Linked DNA regions of Homo sapiens: region 1 is linked to region 2. Evidence: read pairs that join two places in POLR2A ChIA-PET (ENCODE). Cell type or tissue: OCI-LY7. All regions are shown on one strand.

The links. Peaks named below come from ENCODE experiments on the same cell type or tissue, not always from the same donor. Only the 100,000 strongest peaks of a DNase experiment are listed, where the experiment ranks them.
Region 1: POLR2A ChIA-PET joins it to region 2 with 7 read pairs; 2 of 35 experiments call an interaction of 5 or more read pairs at or near these places.

The regions. Positions count from the first base shown.
Region 1 is chr20:57,349,665-57,352,164 of GRCh38, reverse strand. It overlaps RAE1 (ribonucleic acid export 1), which reads right to left and starts at 910. Exons shown (of 12, transcript NM_003610.4): 1 at 743-910. RefSeq lists enhancers at 441-520, 711-1,279. In OCI-LY7, no CTCF peak of the experiment used is centred here; a DNase peak (open chromatin) is centred at 974; H3K4me3 peaks cover 1,215 bases; H3K27ac peaks cover 1,124 bases.
Region 2 is chr20:57,475,118-57,477,617 of GRCh38, reverse strand. No RefSeq gene overlaps it. Among named protein-coding and RNA genes, the nearest start is that of CTCFL, 49 kb to the left of the region's middle. RefSeq lists an enhancer at 816-1,316. In OCI-LY7, no CTCF peak of the experiment used is centred here; DNase peaks (open chromatin) are centred at 331, 1,337 and 1,717; H3K4me3 peaks cover 2,275 bases; H3K27ac peaks cover 2,500 bases.

The DNA.
Region 1 (2,500 bases), 130 kb after region 2:
ACTTCAATAAAGCTGTCACACGTATTCTTTTTTAAAGTCACCTCCTCAGACGCTTCTTTGCCAACTTTAACATATCTAATCTTCCATCACATCCCCTGGAATTTCTTGTTTACACTCAAAATCTCTTCCCCCCCAGAATGCTGGCTCCAAGAGGGCAGCCACTTGCCTGGATTCTTCCCTTAATGCATACTGGGTCCCACAGTACAATGCCTGGCCCAGGGCGGCTGGTGTTTAATACTACTTGCCTGGAGAAGTACTGCCTGTACGGTGGCACCTATATACGTATACAATAAATACTTGGCGGGCTAAGACAGAAACAGACTTAGTTTCAGAGACTGGTAACTGCTACGAAAGAAATGGAGCAGGTTGACGTGGAAGAGGCTAAAAGGGGACGCCCTTCTGCAAAGCGGCCAGGGAAAGCTTCTCCCAGGAGCTGACATGTATCTGACGAGACGCCAGACGTGTAAGGGGGAGGGACAGAGGCGACACACACTGCATTAACGCAATGTGACCCTTCCCAGAGGCTCAGTTCCCCCACAAGAGAAACGATGGATTAGGCCCTAGGTGACCCCTAAGGCCATTTCCAGCTCTGACCTCGCTTCCAGGGCCCAGTAACGAAGCTTAGTCAACAGTCCCGCTCGCGCCCCAGCATCCCGCAGAAGCGCGCTCCCGGGAGGCAACTCGGCCTCTGCGGGAGCCATGGCGGCGGTTAACGACGGGACGCGCGCGGCACGGGGCCTACCTGGGGGTCTCGCCCCGGCGGAAAGCGGCGGCCGGGAGCAGAAGGGTCTGAGGAGTTTGCGAACCTGCTCTGGCGCGAAGGACGAGGGCCAGGAGCGCGGACAGAAATCCCAGGAGCCCGAAGCCTCCTTAAGCCTGCGGTAGAAACTGCCCTGACTACCGCGGAAACAACGCGCGTGCGCCCTGGAGCCACTTCCTGCGTCGCCCGGAAATCGTCGAAGAAAAAGGCTCCTTTTCCCGCAAGGCGACAGCACATGCGCAAAAACGCTTTACACCAGCAGTTTGCGAATTGGTCCAAAGTTGATGTAGCCGCTGCAAGTTACTAAGCGACTGCTTTTATAAATCCGCAACTGGCCAGGCGCGGTGGCTCACGCCTGTAATCCCAGCACTTTGGGAGGCCGAGGCGGGCTGATCACCTGGGGTCAGGAGTTCAAGACAAGTCTGGCCAACATCGTGAACCGCCCCGCCCCCCGCCCCCCCCGCCCCCCCGCGCCGCCCCCCCCCGCCCCCCGCCCCCGTCCCCCCGCCCCCCCCGCCCCCCCCGCCCCCCGTCCCCCCGCCCCCCCGCCCCCCCGTCCCCCCGTCAGTACTAAAAATACAAAAATTAGCCGGGCATGGTGGCGGGTGCCTGTAATCCCAGCTGCTTGGGAGGCTAAGGCAGGAGAATCGCTTGAACCCAGGAGGTGGAGGTTGCAGTGAGCCGAGACCATGCCATTGCACTCCAGTCTGGACAACAAGAGCGAAACTCCATCTCAAATCAGTCAATCAATCCGCAACTAGGGCTAGTGCAAGGTAGCTAGCTGTTTTCTCTTGTGAATTAATTATTGCATTTATCATGTATAAACATCTAAAAGATTCTGATTGCTTCCAATTCACGTCCAAGGCCAACCTCCGAGAAGCTGCTCTAACGCTGCCTCCGAACAAGGCGAGGTCGGCCGCGGGTTTCCCGCCCTGGCCTCTCCCTGTTTGCCCACTGGGGTACCCTGAGCCCACCTCGGGGCTCTTTGGGCCTCAGTTTCCTGCTGCATGGTGGGGAAAATGATGCCAGGGCTGTTCCTAATTAGGGTCAAGTGAAATCATACGTGAACTACTCTTACTAATAGAACTGTCTGTAGAAATGTTAAGGGATTCTTATTACTCACACACGCCCACTCCAAATATTTCAGTTGGTTGTTTCCTCCCAACCCCTACTTTTAGGAGCATCTGAAGAAGGAAGTGAAGGAAAAGACAGATCACAAGGAAGGGATTTCGTGAGGTTATGTAGCTACCCTGGATTCTCTCCTTCACTACTCAGTGTGGTCTGCGTGCCTTGACCTTCTTAAGGAGGTTTAGGATCTGGGGTATCTTTTTATAAAATGCAGATTCAGTAGGTCTACGATGGGCCTAAAAATCCACATTTCTACCAAATTCCCAGCAGAGGTTGCTGGGCCGTGAACCAGAGTTAAGTACCAAGGCTGTAGATCATTTGGAATCCTGGGCAGCTTTTTAAAAACTGTGATGTTTACACTGCACCCTTAGAGATTCTGATTTAGTACGCCTGGGCTAGAAAAGAGGAAATTAATATTTTTTAAAAGCTCCCCAGGTGATTCTAAGATGCAGCCAAGACTGAGAACCTCTAGTCTAGACGATGATGGTAATAATAGCTCTTTTGAGCATCACCCTATGCTAAGCGCTTTAGATGCTCCATCTCCTGTAGTTTCCAGACCAGCCCTAAAAGATAGGTATTGTGATTATCTCCATTTTATAGATATGGAAAATG
Region 2 (2,500 bases):
ATACAAAAATTAGCCGGGTGTGGTGGCACGTGCCTGTAATCTCAGCTACTCAGGAGGCTGAGGCAGGGAGAATAGCTTGAACTCAGGAGGTGGAGGTTGCAGTGAGCCAAGATCGTGCCACTGCACTCCAGCCTGAGTGACAGAGCGAGACTGACTCAAGAAAAAAAAAAAAGAAGGAAAAGAGAATCCTTAGGAAAGAGAATGGGACTGCAAAGGCAGGAGAAAACAGGGTCTCCTTCCCCACAACACACATGGCCAAGCAGAGCCCACAGTCTATACAACTGAGGTGGGAGCTGGGTGGGGCCTTCTGCTGTCACCTGTCATGGTCATAACAGGAATCGCAGTTACCAGAGCCCCTGTGGATGTCCCAGGCACCCCTTAAGCCAAGTGGTTTATACCAATTATGTTGGATTGATTTCATCTGTAATCTTCATACCTGTCCTGGGAGGAAAATGCCATCATGATCCACCTTTTACAAATGTCAAAAGCAAGGCACAGAGAAGTTAAGAAACATATCCCAGGTCACACAGCTCAAAGATGGAGCTGGGATTTGAGCCTGGGCAGGGTGATGCCAGAGTCCACCTGCTCGACTGCCCTGGATCTGCCCCAGCCGCCTTCAGAGAACGGGTGCTGATGGCCCCCTCGGCTCTAGGTCTCAGTGGAAAACCACCCTTGGCCATTTGGTGTTTAACTCCCAGATTCCACTCTGTCCTCTGTTGCGGCTGGGATCAGGGCTGTGAGGCACTTGCTTGGGCCTTGGGTGGGAGGGGGCGTGTCTGGGGATGTGAGTGCCAGAAAGAGTGAATGGCCTTGGGAGCGGGACAGAGACAATCTAGGGAGGCAGGGACCCCCCGCGGGCCTGAAACCACAACGGCTGAAGCTGGGCGGGGGGAAGCCCGGACGGGCCCAGAGGTCTCCTCGGGATCCACGGAAGGAAGATGCTATGGACACGGCTTTCTGAAGTTTCCTTGGGACCCCAGCTCACAGCTGCCCTTCTGTGTCTGCACTGGCTACTTCAAAAAATTCAGATCTAGCAGAATTTGGAGCATAATTTCCAAATGGCAATTCTGTTCCTAAAACTGAATCCAACCTGTTGCCTAATATAATCCCAGGAGCTCTTTACTGAGCCTCCAAAGAGGTCATTCCTCCAGCCCTGGGACCTGAATTCTGCCAGCGCCCAAGTGGGTAGGAAACAGAGGAACACAGCCCGGCAGACACCTTGCCCTCAGCCCTGTGAGTCTATTTCATGCTTCTGGCCTCCAGAACTGGAGGGGAATAAATGTGTGGTGTTTGAGTCACTACCTTTGTGGGCATTTGTTACAGCAGCAATAGGAAACAGGTGCATTTCCTCTGTCGTTTTTATTAATAGAATGTTAGTAATTTGCTGGTGTTGCTAGAGTTGCTGAGTGGCAAGCTGGGAACTTTACAGTCACTTCATCCGAGTCTGGCCAGCAGGAGGGACCCGGCTCAGAGGAGGAAGGACGTTTCCCAGGCCCCACAGGACCTGAAGCCTGGTCAGTCTGACACAGAAGATACCACACTCAGGCAGTACCCACCAGTGTCTCTACATCTTGATATGGTCTATGGCTAAAAATGAGACAATTCTTAGACCCATAGAAGGATTCTACTGAAGGAGACTCTAAAAACCTTTTAATCTGATTTTAGTTAGTCAGATGAGCAAAAAGAGGCCCAGAAGGATCAGGTGACTTGTCCAAGAACGCATAGCCAATTGCCTTAAATGGAATGATGCTGTTCCATTCAGCTCCTCCCCGTGGCCGGAACAGATCTGATTGAGTAGACTACAGCAGTATCCACTCTTGCCCTCTCTTGCCCTAGTTGTAAGACCCCCAGTTTTCAGGGGGTTGCATGGCCACCCAGAATAAAGACTACATTTTCCTTGCAGTGAGGTATGGCCACGTGAAACAGGGAGGTGAGCAGAAGTTTTCTCAAGTGTTCTTTAAAGGAACAGGGGACATCCTTCTCTGTTCCTTCCTTTTTCCTGGCTGGAAAGAAGATGTGATGGCTGGAGCTCACGCAATAATTTTGGACCCTGAGGATGGCAGAGTCATGAGTCACCCTAAAGACTTTGTGGAACCTCCTCCTGGCCCTGGAATGCTGCCCCGGACTTCATTTTTATAGGAAAGAAAAATATGCCAGGAGAATCCCGTTTCTTTTTTAAAGAGCGATTGTGATTTCTGCTTGTTTTGTTTTCTGCCCCTTGTAGCCAAACCTCATTTAACTAATAAAGGAAAATATTCAAGTGACAGACCTTCTGGGGAGAGAAAGATGTGATGTTTCAAAGACAGCTTCTAGTAAAGGCTCAATGCCAGCCTCCCCCTCCACCATGACTGCTGACCCTTCTAAGATCCCACTCTGGCCAGCTGCTGCCAAAATATGGCAGAAATTGTGCCAGAAAGTGCCAGAAATGGTGCCCTGTCTGCATAATCCAGGATGGTTCACCCCCAACTCGGCCCTCCCCGTGCCTCTGAGTACCCCCAGT